7 separate regions of the Homo sapiens genome follow, and all the other regions are linked to region 7. The links are chromatin loops, found by intact Hi-C in ENCODE. Cell type or tissue: heart right ventricle. All regions are shown on one strand. Region 1 overlaps FRMD4A (FERM domain containing 4A). Region 2 overlaps FRMD4A (FERM domain containing 4A). Region 3 has its middle 42 kb from the start of MIR1265. Region 4 overlaps FRMD4A (FERM domain containing 4A). Region 5 holds the start of FRMD4A-AS2 (FRMD4A antisense RNA 2). Region 6 overlaps FRMD4A (FERM domain containing 4A). Region 7 overlaps FRMD4A (FERM domain containing 4A).

Evidence for each region. Hi-C counts contacts between places; a loop is a spot of excess contacts. Peaks named below come from ENCODE experiments on the same cell type or tissue, not always from the same donor. Only the 100,000 strongest peaks of a DNase experiment are listed, where the experiment ranks them.
Region 1: a loop joins it to region 7, with 4 times the contacts of the local background. A loop is called at or near these places in 30 of 110 quality-filtered maps.
Region 2: a loop joins it to region 7, with 3 times the contacts of the local background. A loop is called at or near these places in 35 of 110 quality-filtered maps.
Region 3: it touches region 7 in a loop (8-fold over the local background); 54 of 110 quality-filtered maps call a loop at or near these places.
Region 4: it touches region 7 in a loop (16-fold over the local background); 93 of 110 quality-filtered maps call a loop at or near these places.
Region 5: a loop joins it to region 7, with 5 times the contacts of the local background. A loop is called at or near these places in 24 of 110 quality-filtered maps.
Region 6: a loop joins it to region 7, with 2.7 times the contacts of the local background. A loop is called at or near these places in 27 of 110 quality-filtered maps.

Annotation. Positions count from the first base shown.
Region 1 is chr10:14,195,031-14,199,030 of GRCh38, forward strand. All of the region lies in intron 2 of FRMD4A (FERM domain containing 4A), which reads right to left. Among named protein-coding and RNA genes, the nearest start is that of FRMD4A-AS3, 120 kb to the left of the region's middle. In heart right ventricle, a CTCF peak has its summit at 2,078 (motif pointing right); a DNase peak (open chromatin) is centred at 2,071; H3K27me3 peaks cover 3,200 bases.
Region 2 is chr10:13,960,023-13,964,022 of GRCh38, forward strand. The region is part of intron 2 of FRMD4A (FERM domain containing 4A); the gene reads right to left. Among named protein-coding and RNA genes, the nearest start is that of FRMD4A-AS2, 30 kb to the right of the region's middle. In heart right ventricle, no CTCF peak of the experiment used is centred here; no DNase peak of the experiment used is centred here; H3K27ac peaks cover 1,723 bases.
Region 3 is chr10:14,476,978-14,480,977 of GRCh38, forward strand. No RefSeq gene overlaps it. Among named protein-coding and RNA genes, the nearest start is that of MIR1265, 42 kb to the left of the region's middle. In heart right ventricle, CTCF peaks have their summits at 1,877 and 2,083; a DNase peak (open chromatin) is centred at 1,834.
Region 4 is chr10:14,092,420-14,096,419 of GRCh38, forward strand. The region is part of intron 2 of FRMD4A (FERM domain containing 4A); the gene reads right to left. Among named protein-coding and RNA genes, the nearest start is that of FRMD4A-AS3, 20 kb to the left of the region's middle. RefSeq lists an enhancer at 1,522-2,212. In heart right ventricle, a CTCF peak has its summit at 1,504 (motif pointing left); a DNase peak (open chromatin) is centred at 1,860.
Region 5 is chr10:13,989,040-13,993,039 of GRCh38, forward strand. All of the region lies in intron 2 of FRMD4A (FERM domain containing 4A), which reads right to left. It overlaps FRMD4A-AS2 (FRMD4A antisense RNA 2), which reads left to right and starts at 2,541. Exons shown (of 3, transcript NR_199003.1): 1 at 2,541-2,953. In heart right ventricle, no CTCF peak of the experiment used is centred here; DNase peaks (open chromatin) are centred at 1,562 and 2,042; H3K4me3 peaks cover 1,439 bases; H3K27ac peaks cover 3,912 bases.
Region 6 is chr10:13,888,687-13,892,686 of GRCh38, forward strand. The region is part of intron 2 of FRMD4A (FERM domain containing 4A); the gene reads right to left. Among named protein-coding and RNA genes, the nearest start is that of FRMD4A-AS2, 100 kb to the right of the region's middle. In heart right ventricle, no CTCF peak of the experiment used is centred here; DNase peaks (open chromatin) are centred at 2,144 and 2,975; H3K4me3 peaks cover 3,242 bases; H3K27ac peaks cover 3,688 bases; H3K27me3 peaks cover 887 bases.
Region 7 is chr10:13,786,108-13,790,107 of GRCh38, forward strand. The region is part of intron 5 of FRMD4A (FERM domain containing 4A); the gene reads right to left. Among named protein-coding and RNA genes, the nearest start is that of PRPF18, 200 kb to the left of the region's middle. RefSeq lists enhancers at 1,337-1,386, 2,202-2,792. In heart right ventricle, a CTCF peak has its summit at 1,820 (motif pointing right); DNase peaks (open chromatin) are centred at 1,904, 2,794 and 3,188; H3K27ac peaks cover 3,689 bases.

The DNA.
Region 1 (4,000 bases), 410 kb after region 7:
TTTCTTTCATTCCTTAAAAGTGAAATAGCAATTCTTATTCTCAGGGTAGGCTCACACAGAACAATAAGAATTGGTAGTAGTAGTAGATGCTATTTCTTTCTCCCAAACATCAAAAATAATCCACCAGATTCCCTTGGCATTCCCTTTTATGTAGGCTAGATGTCCTAATTCTTATTTTTGCTTGAGTGGAAACAGGCTCAGCATGTTTAAGGATATTACCTGTTATAATCCAGTAAGTTAGAAATGGGGCAAGAACCAGAAACCGAAGCTCCAGAATCTGTTTTAGGAATTCGGTGGAATTTAAAAAGAATAAAACCATACCTAGGAGGGAATCACATCTGCCTGAGATAGTATATCTTTCTGACAAAAGTAAATTGTCTCCCCTGTGTTTTCTTTCATTAAAAAAAAAAAAAATCAGTTGCCATCAGAAAATAGCAGAGGGAACTCGGGCTGCAGTTAGAGACTGAAAACTACCTGTACAAATTATTTCCCTAAGGTTCCCATACTTATTCCATTCTCTCCTCGGATAACAAATAAACTTGCTCAGTTTTGAACATCAAGTCTGACTCTTCGTGCAGTGAGCTCTCCAGGCGTCCCCCGTTGCAGGGGGAATCAAGCTGGGGCTAATCAGTTTCTTACATGATTCCCAGCAGGAAGGTGGTAATATTCATGACTTCAGAGACCAAAATGAAACCAGCTCCTTTTCTGAGGGCAGAGCCCAGGATAAAATTAATAGTAGCAACTCCTTGGATCCAGTGTACTGTGGCATCCTGCGTGCAAACAGCTCAGGAAAGGTTATAGAGAAGGTGCCTGTTGTATGTCCTGTCACAGTTCTTCACTTACATTGAACACATACAAACTACGAATCTAAGCCTGGTAGTTCCTTACGACTTCACGACACTCTGAAAAGTTTTGTTCAGTATGTTTACAGAGCAGCTATTATGTCTCTGCATGAGATTTTGAGAAAGATCAGTGGAGGCAGGACATGAACAAAGGCTTTTCCAGATAAGGCAAGTCAATTAAAATGGACAGAGACTGCAAAAACAAATTCTGATTCCCATGCTAAAACCCTTCCAGCTTGACCATAAACACACAGGTGTGCACATAAACATATATACTCACATGCACACACATACACACACACACACACACACACACATCCTTGCACCAGCAGTCATGGAAATATGGCAGGAATCCCATTACTAGAAGGCTGAGAGCTGAGGCTGGGTAAGACCAGCTATTCTGCTCAACTCAACCTTGAGCTACTCAAACTTGACCCACCCTCCAAGGACTGATCCCAGAGTCTCTGCCAGGCTGACCTTCACCCATGGACCTAGTAGCCCAAGCTGCAAGAGTTCCAGACAGGCTGTAAAACATTAAAATGTTCCTGTTATCCAACAGCTTTAGGGCACCTGAAGGGCATAAGTTATTCAAATCAAAGGCTAATGTTCAATTTAAATGAAAACCTGAAGGCTTTGATTTTACACAAGAAAAACAAATACTTTTTATATTTTTATAATTTCTAAGCAAAAATAATGCCCAAACCAAAACAATACTTTCTACATAATTCCTAGATATGGATAAACACTGACATCTATGTGGTTGTCTAAAAATCTATTACAACAGAGTCTAAAGTGTACTTTACATTGTTTGGTGTTGGATTAGAAATGCCATTCTTAATGTAAATTGCTAGCCCATAGAAATCATTCAATAAATGTTAACTATTATTGGGATTACCAGTGTTAACTGTGATTGCTTGAATCCAAATATAAAGCGCTAGACAATTCATTCCCATCTTTATGTCCAGTCGTAGTTCTCTAAATGGTTTGGGCTAAACTTCTTACCCTGGGGAGGAATGACAGAGAAGGGAGGTCAAGGCCAGGCAGGGGAAGGCAGGCAACCCTGTCTAGGGTCCATGCAATGTCAATAGTCTGAGGCCAGTCTCCATGAATTGGAAACCAACGAATTGGGTGAATCCTAGAATTGCTATCACTGTTCTCAAAACCCCTGCCAGCCTGAAGACCCAGAAACATCCCGATGGATATTTAAGCCAGCTCAGAAAGCTGCCACCAGGGGGCGCGACAATAAGGCTGGGACAAGCAGCTCAACCCAGAAACTCCCTGGTCTGGTACCTCAGTTGTTCAATTCATTAACCTCACAATAAGGGAACCCCACATTTTATACAATTTTATACAGGCAAATCGGGACCCCATTTATTGTGTTATGACGAGGGGAACCACGTGATAACTTTTAAGGGCAAAAGGAGACAATATGAATAATAATATTGGCGTATAACACATAAAACAAAATTGTTCAGGACAAGCAGGATATACGATCACTCTAGTTTTTTTATTTTTTATATTTTACTTTTTGAGATGGAGTCTAGCTCGTGGTGCAATCTCAGCTCACTGCAGCCTCCTCCCGTGTTCAAGCAATTCTCCTGCCTCAGCCTCCCGAGTAGCTGGGATTACAGGCGTCCGCCATCAGGCCCAGCTAATTTTTGTATTTTTAGCAGAGATGGGGTTTCATCACATTGACCAGGCTGGACTTGAACTCCTGACTCCAAGTGATCCGCCCACCTCTGCCTCCCAAAGTGCTGGGATTACAGGCGTGAGCCACCGTGCCTGGCCAGGATCACTCTAGTTATGACAAATCCACTGTACTATTAAATTATTATTTCATTCAATTGTCTTGCATGTTCTACATGCAAGCATACATGTAAACTTTGGCACTCAAATTGCCAACTTCGCACTAATGCCTAGACGTTTGTCCATAATTATTAAATCCTAGAAAGTGAGCACATCATCTATGCAACCCTTGAAAAACAAATCCCACAGTAATTTCCACGAGACAGAATATTCTACTTATTCATCACTGACCATCACTGACCATGTGTCATACCAGCACTAACTGCTTGCCTGGAGTTTCCGCTCTGGCTCTTTGGTGAGCTGGGAGTCCGCAGGACAGACCTGGCCAATGTGGTGCTTTCCAGTGCTCATCCTCCATCCAGCAAAGCACATCCTAGTAGGAAACATGCCTGCAGTTTCCTGGCCTGCCCAGACCTTCAAACTACTCTCCCAGAGCGTATTAGCTGAGATGGTGGCACGAATCAAAGGAATCAATACCAGTGGGGAGTAGCTGCTCGGGCTCATAGATCATTTACTTGGGATTGTCAGATATAACTAAGGAACAGATCTCCTCAAGGACTGCGTTCCTTGTGTCAGCACAGAGTCTTGGAGCGAGAGTGATGGGGATGTTCCCGCCCACATGACCTCATTGGGACATCGGGCTGGAGAGACCTGGGATGTTGAGGCAACTGCCATGCAATTGCTACTAGGCAGCGGCACATGGTTCTTGGCCAGGCGGAATAGAAACAAGGTTTACTGAAGGGGCCTAGGCAATTTCATGGAGGAGGAAGCAAAGGCAGAGGAAGTGTCCAGGGGGCCAGGAGGCTGCATCCCAGGGAAAGTGAGGGCTTTGAGGAGCAAGCCAATTTCACAGGAGACTTGACTGATTCCCTGGATCCTTGAGTTTTGCAGTTTGTTTCCTCTCATTTCCTCCTTGCTCTCTTTTCTGACTTTGCCCTCATTGTCCTCTTATCACAGATATGTTTTGTTGAACAAATCAGTATTTCAGTATTACTTTGGGATCTCATTGACATCACATGTACTGATTACCTTGAATTTGTCTCTTCCTCCATCCACGGTGCGTTATCTTATAGCTTTCCTACAAAACTCCAGCTCTCCATCTAGAGAGAACTGGCCGAGTTAAATTCCAACTCCGCATTTTATGAGCTGCGAGACCGCTCTAAGTCTCAGTTTTCTCATCTATAAAATATGAAGATAACAATAGCATCTGCCTTACAGAGCTATTGTGAGGTTTAAATGAGACACTACATTCAAAGTACTCAGTAGAGGGCTTGTCATTCATCTTTAAATGCTTAGTACATGATAATTATTATTATTTATGGTTACATTTAAGCTCCTTGTTTCTATCTTAC
Region 2 (4,000 bases), 170 kb after region 7:
GTGTAGGAGGGGCAGCCCCCGCCTTTGGATCCGGGATCAGAGGGAAGAGAGAATACAGGGCTGTTTAGATTTCTAGGAACCACTATCTCTGTGAACTTCACTCTGCTGTGAGCCCCAGGAAGTACCTGCTACCCAAGACACCAACAATTGCCTGCCTGGAATCTTTGGCGGCAGCTTGTTTCCTGACAAAATTGTTTGTCAAAAGCCTTCATTGAATTTCCCCTGGAAACTGAAAGGAAACTCACCACAGTTATGATAATAGTAACAATCGTACACTTATTTTGGAAACAGACGCTTTAATTTTTTGAGACGTTAAGGAATATTGTTCTCTATTCATCATTTCTCAGGTGACACAGAAAGCTCAGGCATCTCGAGATTTGCTTTGATTTTGTAGCCAGGGAGTAAATTGATAACTGTGACTGAACATTGATTGGACATGTACTATTTCTCAGGTTTGGTCTAAGTACTTTATATATATAGTCTCATTCATTCCTGAGGATAACACTATGTGGCAAATAAGGCTATTGCCATTTTATAGATGAGAGGATTTGGACTCCGAAGGGGAAGCGATTTGTCCTCAGACTTACCCTCTTGGAGTAAGGACTTATATATAATTCATGGACTTCAGGGCACATGCTCCTAACGCCATGCTAAGCTGACTGTCTGGGATGGGTTGACCGGCAGCCCACCTACCTGCACTTCCCAGTCTGTGTGGTAGTTGGGTGTGTGGTCATGTGACCAAGTTCTGGCCAATGAGAAGAAGAGGAGCCCCACTTCTTGGTCTGACCCATAAAAATCTCTCACCAGAGCTCTTCCATTCTCTGCCCTCCTTTTTTTTAAGTGAAGGGGACACTGAACCCAGAGGAGGGCAGGGCAGAGTCACAAGATGACATCGAATGATCCTATGGAAGGCTGTGTACCTACCAGAGCATGTTTAACTTTTTATGAGTTAGAAATAGATTTCTCTTGTGTTAAATCACTGAAATTTCCAAGTTATCCACTGCAGAAGCTAAAGTTACCTTAATTGATGACCCCTATAATAAAAATGGATTGAGCACAGTTAAAACATGACTGTAAGTGGACCCTTAGCCAGAATTTATCTCTCCTTCCAAACGGTATGCTCTCTCTCAATCTGTAGAGGATGTGGCCACAACTAGGAAATTCTCCGCCAACTTACAAAGATGAGAAAGACAACCCCATATCCTCTTTCCATTTTTCAAAGGGAGTTAACACGACATGAAAATAATCAGACTGCAGGACAATCATTCACTGGAAACCCATCTGGTGTGGTGATGAGCTCATACCCTTGAGAATGAAGAAAATTTCCATCTGAGGCTGGGCGGTGAGGCTTCCAAAATAGGCCAGCTGGTTTTCAAAAGGGCCAGTGGTGGGTATGACAGTGCTTAGTAGAGAGGGCCAGTGGCCAAGCTGTATAGGCAACATCATTGTAAATGATTTTAAACACACGATGCTTATTAAATAAGGCCACCTGATGGTTCAGAGCTCTTGTCCTCCCATCTGCCATAGCAACTTTGGTTTGATACCAAATGTGACTTCTGCCCATTCACCTCCCACCACCTCAGCCTAGTTAATTCCTACTTATCTTTAAGACCTCTGACCAAATAGTGCCTCCTCAAGTAGCTTTCTTCAACATCACAGAAAAGGCAAGGTCCCTCTTAGGTTACCAGGTGCCTTGTCCTCAAAGCATTGACCTCCAATTTTAATTTGACTTGAATTTGTCTAATCATTATATTAATGCTGCTGAGTAAATGATGTTAGATTTCCACCTTTATAAGAATATGGAATCATATTTTTTTTGTTTACCATTTCATCTCCAGGACTTAGCTCAATGTCTAGCACATAGAGGGTGTTCATTAATTATTTGTTAGATGAATGAACAAAGACATGAATGAATGAATGAATGAATTTACCATTCTACCTCCAGAACTTTGCTCAATGTCTGGTACATAGAGGGTGTTCATTAGTTATTTGTTAGATAAATGAACAAAAACACACGAATGAATGAATGAATGAATGAATGAATGAATGAATGAATCTTCATTTAATTAATGGAGAAGCGGAGGAATTTAGCCACTTGGCTTCCACAGCTGCTACTAGCCATCTTCTTCCAAATGACTTTATTGAAAGAGACTACTCCGAATACACCATTTCTTCTGTAGCTGATCATTGCCCCAGAACAAATGTCTAAAGTGTGGCTGTTGAGATCTCTCCCCAGAGGAGACCAGCCACTAACTTCTCTGAGCCTCGTTATGATACCATTATTTATAAAAATGAAGATGACAGTACTTGCCCCCCAGGGGTATTGAGAATCAAAAATAATAAAATGCATTTGGAAATATACTCTGAACATTTCAAAAAGATATGCATATATATGGTTTTTTTAGTGTCAAAACTTGTCTCTTACATGATGAAATTTTGAAAAGGCAAGCGTTTGTGAAGACTAGAACCTTTTGAGAATGGTAAGAAAATAGACTCTCTATTTAGTGAAATATGCATTTTTTCAAGGGAATAGCAGAGCAATTCGATTCCTGATCATCTCCACCAGCTCCACCACAAGAGACTCCCAAACAAATACAAATTAAGTAAAACCCTGGCTGTTCTCCTTCCAGTGGGATTACTATTCCTGAGCTCCATCTAAGTAGACCTTTAGAAGCCCTCAGTGTTCAAAGGTAGTTGGCTCTTGATCAAAAGCTCAAATTCTCAGTTGATTCCCACAGTGCTTTGGTGGTAGATTAGCATATGGCGGGAGAGACAGAACCCAAATTACTGGTGGCTGATGCAAAAACTGGCAGCTAATTGTAAACCTCCAAACAAAGTATTATTTACTCACTGAAACAAAGAAAAGTGCTTTCAAGGAGAATGAAAATATCCCTTATGTCATGTCAGATTCAAGAATATTTCATGAACAAAGTAAAAATTGAGCTGTTAGGTTGTTTGCAAATACTGTCCACATCAAGGAAGAACAATTTGAAAATGTAAGAAGTGAGAGTTTTGCTTTCCATCCTATTGCAAAAATATGTTTCCGTGTCAATTTAAGAAAGTACTGTTGCAAACGACAGGGTGAGTGAAATGGAAGCACACCAGTAGAAATGCAAACACATCTTCCTTTACTGACAGGCACCTACAGCCTTAATGAATGCCTGAAAAAAACTAAAACAAACAAATGTGCAGACTTGACAGAGAAATTTAATGAATTTACTAATTGTTCTTCCTTGGTGCAAGCCTCTTTTTTTTTTTTTTTTTTTTTCAACCACATATGTTGTAGATAATCAGAGAAAAGGCCAAGCCCACACCATATGTAGGCACTAAATAATATGCAGGGCATCGCTCTTTAAAACATACATTGCCATAACGAAATGATGAAAGGGGAACAGCAAAAATAGCAAATTGAGAATCAAAGCCCAACTTTCCACATGTGGAAACGTTTGGTTGGGTCATGGTAGAATCCATCAGTCCAAGACTGGTTGTATGAGCTGTTTGTGAAGATAAAAACGAATCATTGAAAACCCAATCTCATTTTAGAGGAATTGTCCTTTATTAGGAGAATGGATCATTGATGTCACTATAACTAATCATGTGGACAGCTGATAGAGATGCATTTTCAAAATGATTATTCTAGAAGTTCTGTTTCAAAAGCATATTTTCTATAAAGAAGAAAACACACAAAGCGTTCTACGTAATTACAAACCCTATTCTAGGTTGGTAGGTGTTCTTATATATTAGCTCACATGTTTTCTTATAGAGTGTGTGAGAAATTCAGTATCTATAGGTCATTGCAGGCCTGGCTCTGTGGTCTCCAGACAGCCAGTGTTAGAGCATTAGGTTAGGACTGCTTTGCAGGTTAGGAAAAGGACTCTCCTCAAATTCCTAACACATGGATGTTCATTCTAGCCACTGGTCCATATTTCCTTTCTAGAAGCAGCAGTGATGGGTGAACCACTGATCATTATAAAACCATGAAACATTCAAGGGCATTCAT
Region 3 (4,000 bases), 690 kb after region 7:
AACCCATTCAAAAGCTCTCAGTGAGGGTCCTAAAATGTGTGTGATGTCATCTCTTTCTCTGTGTAATCCACTTTGGAATGAGCTGAGGCACCTGTAAGGAATGTTGAATTGCACTGATAACTTGTACAGTTGTAAGCCACTTCCAAACTAGGTTCAAACTCGCTATGAGAAGACAGGGCCAGGTGCAGTGGCTCATGCTTATAATCCCAGCACTTTTGGAGGCTAAGGTGGGAGCATCACTTGAGCTAAGGAGTTCAAGACCAGCCTGGGAAACATAGTGAGGCCCCATCTCTACAAAAAATTTAAAAATCAGCTGGGTGTGGCATGGGGCATGTGCCAGCTACTTGGGAGGCTGAGATGGGAGGACTGCTTGGCCTGGGCGACAGAGTGAGATGCCTTCTCAGAAAAAAAGAAAAAGAAAAACAAAAAAAGAAGACAGCATTTGTTGACCAAGCATCTGGTCCTCACATTTTCTTTGCTACACACAGTTTATGCCGAGTGCAAAGCCACAGGATTTGGCAAAAATCCTAAAGGACGTAGCCATTGGATATGAGAAAAGAAACTTTGGTTGGGTTAGTCAGGGGATATCCTCGTCCTGAATTTGAGAAGGCTCTAACCCAAGGAGCTCCAGACAGGAAACTGGAAGACAAACAAAGGGAGAATGGAGACTTTGGGAACACCCCGTACCACTCTTAAACCTGGGCAGACAGGGCCCTACCCTCAGCCCTTAACTGTTCCTTCTCCCCCCATGACAGTCCTCATGGAGAGAGGCGTTCCCAAGGCCAAGGGAATACCCCAATCTCCAAGCTCATGCCTCTGCTTCTAGCCCCTGGAATGCTCTGATTAAATTGTCTGGTGAATCCCCCCAGGGCTGCCACTGCCCTCATCTCCATTCTGTGGTCTGCAGAGTGGCCCGAGCTATCTAAGTGCACCACGGATGAAGAGTAACCAGGGGCAGGTGTGTGCAGGGGAAGGGAGGGGATGGAGGCCCCTGTGATGCGGACGGTGGAGAGACAGGCCATGTTCTGAGCTCTGCCATGCCTCTTCTAGGAGTTCACGAACGATGAAGCCTTTAGCCACAAGGAGGCCATGGGAGAACCCGCCCCATTTCTCTCCCCTTCTTCCCTACTCCATCACCCGCAAGACAACAGACTGAAACTTTATGTTCTCATTTCATCCTTCTATTCTTTACTGTCTAACACAAGTGAAATGTTCTGTGTCTCATTTCAAAAGCAAACTTTACTCTTTTCCTGTGTCCCTGGACTGATTTCTTTTCTTGCCAGTTATTGACCCTTGGTGGAAAACATAGCACACCCCACCGAGTCTCTCGTCTCTTTTACTGGCTAGTTGCGTGTGAATAATGAAAGGTGCTTCATGGCTGGGAGGAGCCCTGTCCCTGGAGGGGTGAAGCCGGACCCGGATAAGTCACAGCTGAGCCACAGCAACTTGAGTAACCCTCGAGTTTGTATTCCCATATCCCTCATGACCCTCGGAGGGACAGGGGGACTCCATAACTTGCTCATATTCTGCAGATATTGCAGAGTAAAGCCAGTAACCCAACCCAGATTGCTTCCCAGATGGGAATAAGAGAAAAAGATTTGAATAAAATCACATGGCTAATTCAAGAACCAGATCGAAATAGAATAAAATTAAACTGGAACTAGGATTCAGGAGAAGAAAATAGTACTTTTTGTGTGTCTGTGCCAGAGCCTCAGCAGGGCAGGCTTGAGGTATGAGATTTAATTTGCAAAGCCACAAAGAATCCGCTAGTTCAAATTTCCTCCACTCCTCACTTTTTGTTCCAAGTCAGAAGCCACCAAAGCTGGCAGCCATCCCCAGGCAGGTCCACTGGATGCTATGGAGAGAGGGACCTCTAGTGTTGAGATACTTTTCTGTCATCCAGCAGCACGATCTGCTCTGGTCATTTTCTATTTATCTGTGATTTTTACAACACTGTTCCTCTGAGAAAAACCTCTATTTAAATGCCTAAAAGGAGAAGTTTTCTTTCACTTTTGAGAAAACTTTAAGAAATATAGGAATGGCAACATATAGGCTGTAACAAGATTAAGGAAAGTCTTAAGTAACCAAAAAATATGTGTTAAGCGTGTGGTAGCGTGTGCCTGTAGTCCCAGCTACTCAGGAGGCTGAGTCAGGACGATCACTTGAGGAGGAGATTTCGAGGCTGGAATGAGCTGTGATCACACCACTGCACTCCACTCTGCTCTGGGTGAAAGACAGGCCCCATCTCAAAAAAAAAAAAAAAAAGAAAGAAAGAAAAGAAAAAAAAAGAGGTGGGGAGCCTATTAAATCTTCAACCCTGGAATAGGTGCTGTATTAGTCTGTTTTCACACTGCTATAAAGATACTATCCAAGAGTGGATAATTTATAAAGGAAAGAGGTTTAATTGACTCTCAGTTCCACCTGGCTGAGGAGGCCTCAGGAATCCTACAGTCATGGCAGAAGGTGAAGGAGAAGCAAGCACCTTCTTTACATGGAGGCAGGAGAGAGAAGTGCAAGCAGAGAAACAACAGACACTTATAAAAAACCATCAGATCTTGGCCAGGTGTGGCGGCTCATGCCTGTAATCCCAGCACTTTCGGAGGTCGAGGTGGGCAGATCACTTGAGGTAAGGAGTTCAAGACCAGCCTGGCCAACATGATGAAAACCTGTCTCTACTAAAAATACAAACAAAAAAAAAATTAGCTGGGTGTGATGGCGCATACCTGTAGTCCCAGCTACTCAGGAGGCTGAGGCAGGAGAATCACTTCAACCCAGGGGCAGAGGTTGCAGTGACCCAAGATGGCACCACTGCACTCTAGCCTGGTGACAGAGCAAGTCTTCGTCTCAAAAAACAAAAACAAAAAACCATCAGATCTCATAAGAACTCACTATCATGAGGCCTGACCTCTGCAAGCTCTACTGTAACTGACCCATCCCATCTGACCAGAGTCCAGCTAAGGAGTCTGGGGTCTCTCCTGAAGGCAAATGAGAACCATGGAACTAGGGAGGACCAAGACAGGATGTCCTTAGGGTCCCCCATAGGGAGATCAAGAGGCATTTTTTCAGGACATTGGAGGACAAGACAGGGAGTAAGGTGATAAGATTTTCATTTTTTAAATACTAACAGGTGATTGTATGAAAGACGGATTGAAGGGGCACAGCAGTCTTCTTTGCATAATTGCAATCACACACCACTGAGAGACTCTTGAATTCGATTTGGGGAACCGTATCAACCAGAAAAGACCTGGAGTAAATATTGTTTTGGTTATCATTCCCAAAACAATATTACAATAAAACTTCCCATTACTCTCTAGAATTAATGATCATAGTAATAACCACCAAATCACAAATATTTATTGTGCATTTAGAATATTTAAGGCCTGGTTCTAAGAGACTTACATGGAAACGCTTACGAGAGAGACTCCCCGTTTAACAGATAAAGAAATCAAAGTTCCCAGAAGCTAGGTAATTAGCCAAGTTCATGTAGCTACCCAATAGGGGAACTCGGATTTCTCAGACCCTCAAGCCCACTTTTTTAACCCTGTATTATCTTCCATTTTCTTACTATTATTCAGGGCCCCTTGTTGATGATGAACACTCTTGCTAGAATGCAGGCCACTGTGTTGTCTGAGAGATTATACTACTGGGCATGGGACAGGAGGAAGACTCAGGTGATATCTTCGTTGCCAACGTGTTAAATGAAATCTGGAAAGTGTTCAGTGCTAACAGGACAGTGTTATCTGTCTCATAATATGCTGAGCATGAATCAGAAGAATATAAAAAGACAACTTCAAGGCCAAATGGAGGCAAAACTTACAAGATCCCTCCCACCCTCCCCGATTATCCTATCAGGGATCCTATCCGTGATCAGAGCATCTGGTTTGGGTGCCAGCAGGAGGTGCTAAACCAGGGGGGAATTATGAAAGGGTCAAAGAGAAAAGGGATTGTTTTCTTCAACAGAGCTTTTATGAAAAGTTCCCTTTGAGCTAGTCTTCCGCCA
Region 4 (4,000 bases), 310 kb after region 7:
CCCAGTGAGGCAGGGCTGGGAATGGACTCTGTTGCTGGCCTTGGGAGAACACACAAGGGCAAAATGAGAAACTGGAGGTAGCTGTAATCCCTCTGATGTCAGGGACTGTGTCTTACTTCCACTGTGTCTTCAGTGCCCAGCTCGGAGTCTAGCACATAGTAACCTTCCATCAGTGTTCATTGAGTATAGACATCAGAGAAAGCTGGAGTTTGCAGGGGTGATCCTCATCGAAGGGATACATCGTGGTGACCCACTTAGTGGAGGACACTATTGGGGCCCTGGAGATGGTGATACTCAGCAATTCACAGGCATGTGGCTGGCACTCGAGGAGGGAGTCTGTCATCAAATAGGTGGGTCTCGGGACCAGGCTGGGATATAAAGGTGGGACTTTAGGCCTTGGAGACTCTGGCCACAGCAAGATAGGACTAGATGAGGTCAACTGCTCTCCAGAATGGGACTCAGGCCTAGGGGACAGCAGAGACCTAGGTATAGAGAAACAGCCAGGAATGCGGAGCAGTCCAGTCATGAGGACTGAAGTGTAAAGTCAATATGATTGGCCCAGTGATGCTGCTGTGCCCAAGAGCATTCAGCTGGAACTAGAGCTCCCTGCATCACTTCTGCTAAGGATCCAAGGCCAAGGCCAGGGTAGGGGGCACGGACGGGGATCACATGAGAGAGGGGAGGTACAGAGGCCGTGGAATGACTGTGCCTGCCTTCCTGATCCCAGCAAGGTGGGTATTTGCAGGCTGCCTGCACGGCTCAGCAGTTTCTGGAAACTGACTTTTCAGTTTATTTATGATTGTTTTCTTCCCCTCTGAACAAAGTGCATTTAGGTTAAAAACCAGGCAGCACATAAATAAACTAATTGGAAGTGTGTGCACTAAGATTTTAGTGTCTTTTAATAAATTCGAAATTTTAGAGTCTTCCCAAAGCAGAAGTAATATAGGATCCTAGGCTTTACCTGCTAGGAAAACATTGAGTTTAAAAGGAAGAAAAAGGGTTCTTCCTGGTTGAGAAAGGGAGATGGTGGTTATATGGAGAAATTAATCAAAGAATAATGACACTTAAATCCTTGACATAATCATGAGGTTCACTTGCCATCTAAAGAAAACACACACTCACAATGCTCACACCCACTCATACATAATAAAGGCTTTGACGGGATGAGTGGGACCTGCTTGTATGCACTATTTTCTGCAAAGAAAATATGTTTATGGACAATAAACAAATGTCTTTGATTTCAACCATATTATGAATAAAATTATCAGCAGAGTGCTAAGAGCAGATGGCATTTCATCATTTAATAGAGACTAGATATCCTGCTTAAAGCTGCAGTTTGTCTCTTATTAGTTACAAATGTCACAGCCCATGACTCTTAGAAGGAAGTTTACGACCCACAATTAGATATCCTAGAATGTTTAATTCTGCTTGCCTTTGAATTTCTTTTCAAAAGCAGCCCTCTTTCCCTCACTGTTCACTGCCACCTAGTGAATTTATCTGGGAAAGAAACCATAGCTGGGAAGAAGATGCTTTTTTAAAAGACAACAGCTTTCACCAGTGACTTGCCTTGTCAAATGATAATGGAGCAGGAGGATGGAGGCTTTTGCCGAAAAGGCCGTGGCAAGGACAATGAAATTCGACCCATCAGAGCAGAACACATTAACAAAGCCCCTGCCCGGGGGAAGCTTCTGGAAGGAGCAGCTCAGGTGAGCAACTTCTGACAGCTCTGGGCTTCTGATCTGACAGTCTGGTTCAAAAGAACCAAGGACTGTTCCCTTTGATTCCCCTTCGGTTGAACCCAAATGCCAGACGACATGGCGCGTTGCCCATCCTGGGCAGATGTTAAGGGCTTGGTATAGAGAAAGGGTGCGTGGAATGATGAGGCCTGTGCAGGAGCCCCAGTCAACATGGAAGGCATCAAAACCGTGTTAACGAGACCCCCTGGGGGACGATCACAGAACTGAAGCAAGTGGTAATTAGAATGGAAATGTAATGATGTGCCGCTATCCTGCTATCCTGCTTCCCAACCCTGGTGTGGGCCAGTCTCCTCTCACTGTGAATGCAAAGGCTGTAGTCTCCTTTCAAACGCAGAGCAGCTTCTACCCAGGGTCACCCATGCTGTTCCTCCAACACCCAAACAGAAAACTGCAAGAGAGAGGTGGGCATGGTACTGATTCAGTGAGCCCTGCATGGCTCCATGTGGCCCTGCTGGAAAAATCCTGTCTGCTTCAGAAACCACCTTGCCTCTCTCTATTGGGCATGCAGTTGGCAAGAGTGATCTTTGGTGACTCTGTTCTGTCCAGGTTCTTTGCAAGAGCTGGAGAAGTAGATTGCTCAGGTTAGAGGTGTAATTAATACCTCTGCAGCCCCCCAGAAAGATGCACTGAAGATTTGCAGTGGCTACTGCCATTGGCCCATGTGTGTGTATGCATGCCAAGTGTGCATGTGTGGACATATGTGCATGTATGTATATCTATGCCTGTGTATGAATGTGTATGCTTGTGTGTGCCCATGTGTATGTATGTGGGTGTGTGTCAACCAAGAGTGTGGGGGGGAACCAAGAGATCCATACATCCATATGCATGGATGTATATCTGTGTGTGTGTACACATGTGCATGTGTGTGTATGAACATGAAGGAACTGAAGATTTTGAGTCTCTTATTGATGTGAATTGACTCTGAAGGGTGAGTTTTAACGCTGTGATAGTTAAGGGGAAACCAAGACAAAGAAACCAATGATTTTAATAACTAAATGAGGCCGAAATAAAACTCTAAGATTTATTTTTTTCACTCAGGAGACCACTGGCCATTCAGCTCATGACACTTCTCCCCACCAGCTCTTCAGAGTAAATGTTTCTCTCCCCAGGAACGAGTTCAAGTTTTAAAAGATTCTGCATGGGACTGCCTGGGTGCTTCCTGCTAGCCATCACTTTCATGCTCAGAATAGATGTGCCCCATTGCAAAAATGGCACTGTCACTTGGCACTGGGCCACTCACTGATTTGATGCCATTTTTATTGTAATTTACAGTTGTCGATTGAATTGGAAGGCTTGAACTATCCGTGGGGACATAAGCTATTAATATAACAATGCATAAAGAGCCGAAGCACCTCGCCGGGATACTGCAGTTTGAATTATTTTACATACGCACTTCTAAACGCACTCTCAACCTTAGCACTTTGCAGCCTGTGGGCCAGTGTTGCTCACTGCATCCATTTCTCCAAAATCATCATTCCTCTCCAGCACGCTGGATCGAATCCACGTTCAATAGGAAGCAATGAAACAAAGACCACATGTGCTGGTTTTAGCCCATATATGATGTGGCATATAAATAAGCATAGCTAACATGCTTTCCAAAACACGACCCACTTCTCCAGAGTTTAATCATGCTGAGGCCTCTTCCAGAGGGTGGGAGTCCCTTTCCAGGGCAAGTCCACACCAATAGAAATGGCCAGAGCACTCACTGTCCACGAATCAATAAAACCAGAAGATGAACAGGAAGACATAAGGAGCGCAAGTGGAAAACTGGAATGCTACAGTAATGCTCTGAATTTGGATCATATGTGCCCAGTTGTGAGAGGCTGTAAAAATAACCCTCGCCATCCTGTTCTTGGGGAAAAAAAGGCACCAAGCCTTCTGCTGTGATCAGGTTGTTCCCCTCCAAAATTCATATGTTGAAATCTAATTCCCAACACGTGGGTATTAAGAAGTGAGACTTTCGGGGCTGATTAGATCATGAAAGTGGAATCTTCACGAATGGGATTAGTGTCCTTATAAAACAGGCTGGAGGGAACCTGTTTGTCCCTTCTGTCATGTGAGGGCACATAGAAGGGACAATCTGTGAGAAACGGGCCCTCACCAGACACCAGATCTGCTGTTGCCTTGATCTTGAACTTCCCAGCCTCCAAAACTGTGAGCGATCAATTTCTGTTGCTTATAAACTACCCAATCCAAGATATTTTGTTATAGCAGCCTGAACTGACTAAGCCACCTGCTGAATT
Region 5 (4,000 bases), 200 kb after region 7:
TTTGTCAATTATGGAAATCTTTTCCCAAATGAAATATTTGGTGGGGACATAAGAAATATCTTAGAAGCAGAGCTCTGGTTGACCAGGGGTGAGGGGGGTCTCAGTCTTCCAGCCCCCTAGTGGCACCTCCCATCCCACACTGCGTCTTAGCGGTAGTGGCTCCTGCTTCTGAGTGGGTATCAGGGGTCCTGGTGTTTTTGATTATGTTGCACCCTAACACCTACCAGCCCAGAGGCTACCATGTTGATTCTTCTGAACAAAGAAGCCCTGGCATATTATGGATGCTCAGGTGATATTAGATGATCATTAGTAATTGATTTTTTTTTCTTTTTTTTGAGACGGCGCCTCGCTCTGTCGCCAGGCTGGAGTGTAGTGGCGCCATCTTGGCTCACTGCAACTTCCGCCTCCCGGGTTCAAGCGATTCTCCTGACTCAGCCTCCCACCACGCCCAACTAATTTTTGTATTTTTAGTAGAGATGGGGTTTCACCATGTTGGCCAAGAAGATCTCAATCTCTTGACCTCGTGATCCACCCACCTTGGCCTCCCAAAGTGCTGGGATTAGAGGCGTGAGCCAACGCGCCCAGCCAATAATTGATTTTAAATAAGAATACATGGACAGGTACAGCTCAGTTGTTCCAGAGATGGGCATCAGAGGGGAAATGGAAGCAGGGAGACAGCCTATTGATGATGAGAGGAAGACAAGACAGAGGGCAGAGAGATGGGAGTGGCCCTATAGTTAAGAGTTGCCAGATAAAATACAGGACACCCAGTTACATTTGAATTTCAGACAAACTCCATGGAACATGCTTAGATGAAAGAATGATTCATTGTTTATTGAAATTTGATGTAACTGGGCATCCTGTATTTTCATTTGCTGAATCTGGCAACCAGACCTAGAGTTCCTTTCTAAAGGGACACTTTTCTCAGCAGCTTGGATTCCAAGGGTCTCACTCTAGGTTAGACCCCCATTTAGATTCGCTCTGGAGAGTTTTCTGAAGTCAGACTACCTGGGTTCAAACCCTGGATCTGCCACTGCTGGCTGCGTAACCCTGGACAAATGACTTAATCTCTCTCTATTCTCTGTTTTCCTATTCTAGAAAGTGGGGTTAGGAATAAGAGCCAACCTCAAAGGGCTGCTCTGAGGATCAGAGGAGAAAACAGCTGCATAGATTAAGCACATAGAAAGAGCTCATTAAAGGTACTTTCTATTCTTGGCTGTGCTTCTGGGTCTCAGTAACTTCCCTCTCTGCCTGGATTTGCTCCTGGCCATTTTCTTGGAGAGTGAGACCCATCCAGAGGGGAATGTGGGACAAGGAGGGAGGAGGAAGTAAGGACTGAGAAGGCCCAGAGACGTGCCTTCCTCTTCTTTCCAGGGTCCTGGCCTGTCTTGTCTGTTGGGCGGGTATGCTTCCTTCCTGGCCTTCCTTGTGGAGCATGTCTGGGAGTGTGCTAGGAAATGAGGGAGGAAAATATGTAACTTGATATCTGCTCCTTGACCCTGGCTGACCTGGTTAACTCTCTCCAGGATGGAAGCAAAGCCTGCCCGGGAAACCTTCCATTGCAGGAACATCTCGGCCTGAAGCTGTCATCAGGGAGCAGGATCTGCTTCCCGGACTCTGAGCAGAACAATGGGAGCCCCAGCAGGCTGGCGAGGCTGACAAGCCCTAGGACGGTGACCTCTCCGATCTCCAGATCGGAAACTCAGAAACGTGTAAGTGCCAGAATCCGCATTTGGGAATCTGTTATTTCTCCCTCTGCGAGTCAACCTGATCACCCTGGAAGCCTCACTGTCTCTCAGCCCTTGTTCCCATTTTTCTTTCCATGAACACCGCAATCAGATACGAGATTCCAGTAATGATGGTTCTTGAAAATTAAACAAATCAAAAAGAAAGCCAGCCAAGGTATGGAGTGGGGGACCTCTAAGTTCCCCTGGAGGAGACACTGGGGCCAGGTTCCGAGGTGCATTCGGAGCCAGAATCCCTAATGGAATTGAACAATTATCCTGAAGCTGCTCTCTGAAAGCCGCGGTTTTCCTAAAACACTGTGCTTGGCGTGCCTGGGCTTCTTGGCACTGGCCCATGACCCACAGCAGCAAATCGTTCCCAGGAAGCTATTGTTATTTGTGTATCTGATAGCATTCAGCTGAGTACACTGACAGCAACATTTAGAAAGGAAAAGAAAAAAGAAGCGTAGAGTGAAAAGGACAAAAAGGAGGCTTCCAACATCCTGGTGGGAACAGAAAACCAGCAAAGCCTCTTTTCCAGCCCTTATCCTTGTGAGTTTGGACTCTGCAGAACTGTCATCCCCCAGGCATAGCTGCAGCTTGTATGAAGGTGGGCATCAGGCGCGGAGATTCAGGACAGTGTGCACCTGCTTTCCTCCAACGGGACCCCCTCTGTTCTTCCCAGGAATGCCTGTAAACTGCCACTGCCTCTAGGGGCTGCACCAAGTCCCTGTGTACTCCCAGGACACAATGGAGTGGAATGGAGTGGCTCTGTTCTGTCAGGGCCTAACATTCCAAATGAATTCATTCCCTTCTGGGAAAAAAGAACCACCTTGCTCAGAGCACAATGTTCCCATGTCTTGGCTTACCTTGAAGCATTTTTGATACACCTGTTGGGACAATGCGTTCTGCCAAGAGAAGGGAAGTAGCATACTTTGTTCTATTTTTTACTCTCAATGGGCTACGTTTCCATTGTGTTGGTTTCCCTTACAGAAAGTAACACACACAGAAGAGAAGGTTATAGGATTCCATGCTGCTTGGCAAAGGCACAAAATATGTGCACATATTTACATGGAATATGAGGGTAAACTAGAAAATTAAGGGTAATCTAAAATAGAAAAAAAGAAGAAAACAATAAGTTAAAAGTATGAAAAGACATCCAGAATGAGCAAGTTACTGAGGTTGTGCCTCAACTTTAGCTTGAGTTTCCTGGCAGCAAAGGTAAAAAGGTAAGTACATTGAATCACATACTTCTTATTATCTTCTAAAAGGAATTAACGGAGTGGAATATATAAAAAGCACTGAATAACATAAGGAACAAGATCTTCAATGGTCATTTTGAAAAAGCCTCAGAAGCGTGCTTATAGATGTTTCTTCTGCTGGCTTTCTCAGCAAGATGATACTAAGATACCATCCTAACCACCTCATCTCTGCCTATAGCCCAGGCTATGCCTAGACATGCCTGGAGCTATGCCAGTGGTTCAAGGGGTTTCTACAAACACTTGCTTCTACCTTTGCTTTAAATTGGTTTCTTCTCCTCTGATTTCTCTGGTCTCCACCTGTTTCTTGATTCTCCAGCTATATTTGACACATCTAACCGGATTCATGAGTCTTTAGCCTGTCTGTGGGTTGGCTTGCAGGCTCACTGACCCCAGCAAACTCCCATGCCTGGCCTTGGGTCCTGCCCACCCACCTCCATGTCCTGCCTAAGTCTCGGGTCACATGGCCAGCCCCAGTCCAGGCCAAGAATAGGTTGCTGCTCATTCAAAACAAAATGACACTAAACATCAGCCCTCAATAGAGAGGAATTAAATCTTAACTTTGTAAAATAATTTCAGCAGGGAGTTGAGAAAATACAGCATAACTATGTTGATATTTGATTATTTAATTTAATAAAGATCTAGTGTAGGCCAGGCATGGTGGCTCGCACCTGTAATCCCAGCACTTTGGGAGGCCAAGACACGCGGATCACCTGAGGTCAGGAGTTCAAGACCAGCTTGACCAAATGGTGAAACCCTGTCTCTACTAAAAATACAAAAATTAGCCAGGCATGGTGGCGCATGCCTGTAATCCCAGCTACTTGGGAGGCTGAGGCAGGAGGATCGCTTGACCCCCGGTGGCAGAGGTTGCAGTGTGCCAAGATTGTGCCATTGCACTCCAGCCTGGGCAATAGAGTGAGACTCTGTCTCAAAAAAAAAAAAAAAAAAAAAAAAAAGGATTTAGTGTAAAGAGATTAAAGTAATGACTAGCCAACATATCCATTGATCTGCTTCTCT
Region 6 (4,000 bases), 100 kb after region 7:
AAATTCTGCCACAAATGTTATCATATCAGGTGCTACCCCAAAAATAAGACATATGAATTGAAGTTACTCCTGACACTGGACTCAGACATTCTAATACTCTGTGGAGAGTAGTTTAAAAGAACTTCAAAAGCTGGTTAACTGTTAGCATGTCTATTTCTCATTTTGACATATTGAACTAGGAATTCTTCAAAAGTTATACTGTTCCTTTTCTTAAAATATGCAAAAATATCTAAGAACAAAGCTTTAGATTGTAAATTGCTCCATTATACTTTCATTCAGTATGATGCGTCAGGCTAAACGCAAGTCTTATGAGGGGTAAGTATATGGCTTGCTGGACACGTGAATTGAACTACAAGCATGCTGCACGCACGTGCGGATGCAAACACACACGCACCAGCATAAACAATGTAAACACAAGTGGTATATTCATGCAGTAAAGGCAGTAACGATCTTTGATGGTAGTCTCACCCAACACTTACTTAAAGACAAAGGTAGCCTGGCAAGTCCCCTCAATATGAGATCTCCTGAACCTTCCATATCCCTTTCTTTCACATCACAAACCAATCTCACTTTTTGCATCCACTCCTTAAGGTTGACTCAAGAGCTCTTTCCTTGGCAACTCTTGCATATCTGCTATTCCACAGAGCTCTCTCCCCAAGTTCCAGAACCAAGCAAGGAGTCACTGGATGTCTTTCCCTTTGACCTCAGGCTATAACTTCGCTGTGACAATAACATCGAGAGCTGTGCACATCTGGGATGCTGTTCTCATGGATTATGAAATCAGCAACTCACTGAACCTCAAGGGGTCTCAGTTTCCCCAATGACGAGATCATGCTAATGGCACCAGCCACCTGCCAGGTTATCAGGGGACTTGATAACAATGTCTGCAAATTACAAAGAGAACCCGTGCCATAAATAACAAGTCTTATTAATAAAATTAGTTCAAGACAAGTGCCAAAAACAATATAGCAATAGCAGCGGCAGATCACACTTGGTCAGAACAAAAGAGGGTGGAGAGATTTTCTGATCCTTATTCCTACTAAAACAATTCCCCTTTAATGAAAGAATAAGAATTTAATTTTTTCTCCCTAAAACATTACTTCTACCCACACAACTTCATACACCAGTCATTACTTCTTTCTAACTTATCTGGAGGCAACATTGTATTCACTGGCTGGACAATATAGCGTTGATTTCAAAGCATGTCCAAATATTGCCTCCAATTAAATTAATTGCAGCTATTTAACTTCTCAGGACCAAGTGGATTCAAACCTATTTGTCACACGACCCTCATTCCTGCTGTGCCCTAAATAAACCCAAACTTCCTTTGCAACAGAATGGATCTAACAGAAGACAGTGTACAAACTGGATCATCTCCTAACCTTCTAGGTTGCAAGAGACAAGTAACACTTTGAGAACCAAACCAGATTTCTGTTGATTTGAGGCTTTGGTCTTCTGGCCCTGTCCAAGTCCAAGTCACACTCAAACATAAATGGGGCTTAATGCTACGAATGGGCTTGATACAATTTAAAGACCAAAAACAAAACAATGAAATGTGTCTTCCTCTCCCTGACTGCTGCCCCCAATGCAAAAGCACTTTGCTGCACATTTGAAGGACGGCATACCCAGCTAAGTTTCATGAAGTCTAAGGGACAGGTTACTGTATCCAGTTCCTAAGGTACTTCCCCAGGGTCAGCAGTGGCTTCCCAGGATGAAGTCAGCAGTTTGTCCCGGGCTCTCTGAGCGGTGCTTTCCCACAGATCAGTGATGCTGTTGGAAAAGGACGACTTACGGATGCAGAGGTGGAAGGGGGGTACCAGCAGCTGAACCCTCAATCAGGTCCAGGCAGATGTATTCCCGATAGAACAGGCTGTCACCACTGACCAGCTCAGACTTAGAAATGTGCCTGTCTAGGTTTTCAGAGCAACCCCTTTCATCACTATCTGTGAGGAGGATTCGAACTGAAAGAAGCCAGAAACAGCAGTAGCAGCGTCTCCACTGGGATGCTCCATTCATAGGGGAGCCAGAGCCGCATCCATTCATGGTGGGGTCAGGGAGTCCTTTGCGGGCATTGGTTCTCGTTTCTCAGCAAGCTGCACTTCCCGGGGGGCTGGCATGGCTGCATCGTTCAGAATGAGGATGTCTATTAAGAAGCCGTCGCCAGAGCTATTATTAGCACAGCCATCCCTTGGAAATTTCGCAGAATACGCCTGAATGTACGAACAGTTACTCTGCTAACAGGGTACTGGAGAAAAAGGCACCAAGTCGCTCGTTACGCACAGGCAGCCCACGCAGCTTTCTCGGTGCAGCACCGGGAATCTTTTCTGAATTCAACGTGCACCAACATTTGAGCAGCTGCCTCCAATATAGAAGCACTGCATTTAGCCAATTTTAAATGAGCACGTACTAAAGGGGGTTCCCTTCTGTTCTCCTCCCCTTCCGAGCGTCCGTTTTCTCTGCATCAAACTTGCTGCAGCCATTTGGAACGTAAAAAGCAGTCCATCTTAGCAGCCCCGGGCACCGGCGATCGGCTGCTGGCCCCCGCCACCCTTGTCTGAAACGCCCTGTCCTGCACCCAAAGGAAAGGGCTCCCCTGGCACTCTCAGAAAATGGTTTTAAAAAAAGCCTACACAGCTCTGCCTAAAGCCATGTCCTTTCCTATCTCCCCGGGTAGATTCAGACAGCGTGGGACTGAGGTGCCCAAGGAAAGTAGGTGTGTGTGTGCCGAGGGGAGGGTTGCAGAAGAAAGCACAGTATGTGCCCCACGTGGGATTTGCATTTAAAAACTGTAACATACGCGAAATAAACGACTCCAGGCCCCCAGTAAAGAAGCAGCGGCGCGTCCCTTTTCCCCGGCCCAGCGTGAAAACACGGAAGGCGAAGGGCTGCCGTCAGTCGCCTCCCTGCCACCGCGACCGGGAAACAAAGACACATTACCTTTTATTTTTTGCGCTTCCAAGGGATCCGAGGAACTTCTGGCTGCAAGCGGCTGGTACCCCGGAACGGGCGTCCCATTCGCCCGGGCGAAGGCCCTTGGCCTACTAGGCGGCCTTGGCGCCCGCAGCTGGCGAGCCCCCGCCCCGTCCCCGCCGCCGCCCCCGCCGCGGGCCCTCGGCGTCAGCCCATAGCCCGCTCGCGCCTCTCGCGCCGAGCCTGGCCCGGCGCCAGTGAGCCCCGCCGCCGGCCCGCCCCTCGCCCGCGCCCGGCCCGCCGCATGGTGCGCCCAGCGCGCCCCGAGCCAGTCCCCGGCGCGCTGCTAGGTCGGGTGCTAGGCGGCCACCGCGCGCCACCGCCGCCGCCACCGCCCGCCGCCCGATCCTGGACAACAATGCGCGCCCCCGCCCCCCCAGAAAGCCAGGGACGCCCCCAGTCGCCGCCAGAGCTGGCTCGGCTTCCCAGCCCCTCTCCGTGGCACCCGCAGGCGAGACAAAGTTCGCTCCCGGTGAGGCTGCGCGCGTCCAAAGCGTGCGGGATGCCCAGCACGGAGGTCCCCAAGCGGGGGACCCCTGGCTCCCCCACAAAACCCACCCAAAGCCACCGCTCGAGGCCCTCTCCTACCCTGAGAGCCCGGAGACAGCAGCTCCCTTGGCTGAAGGCACAGCTCTTACCCCTCGATCTAGTCCAATTGTATTGAATTTTAATCTCCCCTCAACTCTTCAATGGAAGTTGCTGCAGGATAACCGAGGCATGTGGCTATTGTCAAGGCTTCGCGACAATGACTGGGAGAGGGAGACTTCCATTGCGAGAGACCCGGGGTAGGAAAACGGGCTGACACGTTGTCTTTCCAAAAAAGAGAAACAAACTCTGGGAAGATTCCCCACCAAGAACAATAACTCAATTCACAGGGTATGTCTAAATGTTTATTGCTTGAGGAGCTCAATTTGCTCTTAGACACATTTTTTTTCATGAATTGTCAAAACACGGTGATAAAATAAAAGGGGATGCTGGCAAGAGCCTCCACTTAGCAAAAGCCGACTTGTTTCTGGGTAAAGTCTTTCTC
Region 7 (4,000 bases):
ATGATTTATAATCCTTCAGGTATATACCCAGTAATGGGATGGCTGGGTCAAATGGTATTTCTAATTCTAGATCCTTGAGGAATCGCCACACTGTCTTCCACAATGGTTGAACTAGTTTACAGTCCCACCAACAGTGTAAAAGTGTTCCTATTTCTCCACATCCTCTCCGGCACCTGTTGTTTCCTGACTTTTTAATGATTTGATTTTCAAAAAATAAATCTATATCGTAGCTCATGCCTGTAATCCCAGCACTTTGGGAGGCCAAGATGTGTGGATCAACTGAGGTCAGGAGTTCGAGACCAGCCTGGCCAACATGGTGAAAGCCTGTCTCTACTAAAAATACAAAAAATTAGCCAGGCGTGGTGGCGGACACCCGTAATCCCAGCTACTTGGGAGGCTGAGGCAGGAGAATCGCTTGAACCTGGGAGGCGGAGGTTGCAGTCAGCTGAGATCATGCCATTGCACTCCAGCCTGGGCAACAAAAGCGAAACTCCGTCTCAAAAATAAATAAATAAATCTACATCCTTTGCAAAGGGCCTCTGGCAAAGGGTAGGCAGAATAATAAAAGAAACTAAAGGAAGGAAAAGAAGGAAAAGCGAGGAAAGGGAGAGAAAGGGGAGGCAAGGAAGAGAGAAAGCAATCCTAACACCAGAATATTAACAGAAGCCTCCTGAAGTTGACGGTGGCCTTTGTGCTCTAATGATGATTTTGAGTCTAAATTCATATAAGGTCTGAAATAACTTAATTTTCAAAGTAATGCCATATGTTTCTTAAAAGAATCTCATTTGCTTTAGTTCTTAAAAAGTAAAGAGTAAAGACATCCTGCCTCTTCCACCCCAATTTTCTCCTGAATAGTATATTAAGAAAATATAACGCTTCCCTTTTCGTTTCCACTCTCATATGATGGAAAACTGAATTGAGGTGGCAAATTCTACATCTCTGTGACTGCCTTCATTTCCACCAAGCTCTCTGTTGTCTAGCCATAAAAGGGGCAGAGAAGGTACAGGAAATAACACGCATATTCTGAGATGAAGAGAAAAAAAATCACCTCCTCTCGACGGAAGTGGAAAGCAGTTTCCTGTTAACTTTTATCACCAAGACGACAGCCTGGAAAACCCCGTGAGCTCCGGGCCTGTCATATCATTGTTCTGTTAGGGGAGGGTATGGAGCTCATCCTGAGCTTTCCCTCCCTGCCAGGGAACGGCTGAGTCAAAAACGCCTGCAGAGAAACAGAGCTCAGACCTCTCCACCCGCACGCCCAGAGAGGCATGGTGCACACCGGTGGCACCAGGGACAAGAGCCTCCTGGGAAGATGGGGAGGGCTGAGGGTTTGGATTCAAAGTCAAAATTTTTTTTTCTTTTTTTTCTTTTTGAGATGGGGTCTTGCTCTGTCACTCAGGCTGGAGTGCAGTGTGCAACCACAGTTCACTGCAGCCTCGACCTCCTGGGATCAAGTGACCTGTCTGTCTAAGCCTCCCAGATAGCTGGGACTACAGATATAAGCCACCATGCTGACTAATTTTTTATTTTCTGTCGAGATGGGGTCTCACTATGTTGCCCAGGCTGGTCTTGAACTCCTGAGCTCAAGTAATTATCCTACCCTGACCTCCCAAAGTACTCAGGTTACAGGCCAGCCTCTTCTTCTTTTTTTTTTTTAATCCAGTTTTTGGCTGGGCATAGTTTTTGGCCGGGCATAGTTTTTGGCCGGGCATGCCTGTAATCCCAGCACTTTGGGAGGCCGAGGCAGGCAGATCTGTCTCAAAAAAAAAGAAAAAAAAAAAAAGTGGCTTCTTTTTCTGATTTTCAGGAGAGCCTCAGCAGTAGGTGGCAATGTTGCATTTCCTTAACTACCAGCATGGAGCAGGGAGTGCTTCCAGGGTTCACAAAGAACATTCCAGGTCTCTGGGTAACCAGGGAAATAAATGAAGGCTATGTCTCGGATTCAGAGGGTCTGCATGGACAGTTCCGAGTCTGGCTGTGTATTGACCATGGCTTTATGATGCTTGGATGTCTGTGACCTTGCTGGGCCTGGAGGGACTGCTGGTGCCAGGGTTAGCCAATTTCCAGACCCCAAGACTTCCACATGTCACCATGGATCCAGGGTCCACCCCTCCCACCACCTCTCGGCTCTCACACCCAGGGCCACTATTTCCCTGCCCTCACCACCCTAGGGACACGTACCAGACAACTAGGGGGCAGCCCCCATGCTGCAGAGCCCGCTGAAATTATTTAAACTAGCCAATCCCAAGCCTGCTCTCCCAGCCTTGCCCGTTCCTCCCCAAAGAAACCACAAAAAATGCTCTTGCCCAATTGTTTCCCGGCTCCCCAATGCCTCCCACATGGCCCTGCGTGGCATGGTGTGGCCCCTTCTCCCAGGAACTGAGTGACAATCTTTTCAATGTCTGTCCTCTCCTCATCTGCTGGCCTCACCACAGCTGAATCATAATCAGACCTACATTTTAAACGGGTTTTGGGGGCACACTTAGCAGGACTGAATCTTAGGGCATCTATTTGAGTCTAAAGGAACACTCTAGATGGAGCGCAGACCTTGCTAAGAGGTTTCCTGACTCCACAAGCAACAGCCCACCCAAACTAGCTCAGATGATCCCGACCCGAGAATATTTTATCAGAGAGTCTGAAGGAGAACGAAATAGGTGCTCTGTGTTTATGTGTTTGAGCTTATTAAATATTAAACAGCCTCTAAAGCCTCGGGGAGTCCCGTCCCCTTCTTTGACAAGTGAAAGCCTCTGGTTGCAATAGACTGAACACTGCCTAGTCAGATGGCAAGGGCCCAGCCAGATGACATCAGCCAGGTCTCCTCCTCCATTCTCCCTGCTCTCCCTTTCCCTTCCCCATCCAGCCCTGGGCACTTGGGAATCACTGAATATTTACAGCAAGTGTTAATTAAATGGACCAGTGATTTCATTTTGTAATGAACACAAATGTCACATTTAAAATGCCTACTCTTGGTGGCAAATAAGAGCCATGATAATGAAAGCAATAAGCTGTGAGTTTCTGCAGCCAAGCCTCTGATGCTTAGAATCTCAATGCCTCTAAAATCTTAACTGGGACACCTAGCTGAAATATAGCAAGTTCTGGTTAGCAGGAACCTCATTTTAGATCCATGCCATCATTGTTATTGCGAGTGACAGGAAGTAGCAGCTGCTGTCTCCATCAGCCAGGGAAGATACCAAGAATCCGGCCTGTGGACTTGGCTGTAAAATCCTTCCTCCCCGATCGGACTTCTCCTCTCTTATTTTTTTGCTGCTTGCTTCAGTTTATTGTCTGTGAAACTCAAATTCTGAAGAGGCAAATCTAATCTCTGTTTATTTTCTTACAAGGAGTTGAGATGATCAGAACTACAGGACACTTGGTAGAAGAAAATGTAATTAAAGAATAATCCAGACATGTAGGCTTCATTCTGAGCACAAAGTTGTGCCTATGAAAAGACCACACACACACACACACACACACACACACACATGACGCAGACTTCCTTGGGTTGTGTATATTTTCCTTATATTTTTTTCTTGACCTATTTCTAAAGCTTGCCTGGTGAACAATATCAGAGAGACATTGTTCCCAAGCCTTATAGCACTAAACAATGGTTTGCAGTTCAAGGTGCTCTTGGTCATATATTGACCGCTGCTGGCTGCTTATAATGTGTGTGTGTGTGTGTGTGTGTGTGTGTGTGTGTTGTGTGGTGAGGGGAGTGGGAAGAGGTGAGGCTGGACAGTTAAGCAGAAGTCACATCATGCAAGTCACGCTAAAGATGTCCTTTTCTGAGGATAATGGGAAGCTGGAAAAAAATTATGAGCAAGGATCAGATGAGAATTCTAGAAAGATGCTCAGTGTCTTCATATAGGGGAGTTTGGAAGGGGTCAAGGCCAGACGCAGAGATGAACAAGGAGATCTTGAGTCCAGGAGAGGTTTATGGAAGCCCTAATTACTATTAGGCTGTGTATGGAGAGTAAGAGATGGATAGGGAGCTGTTTAAGAT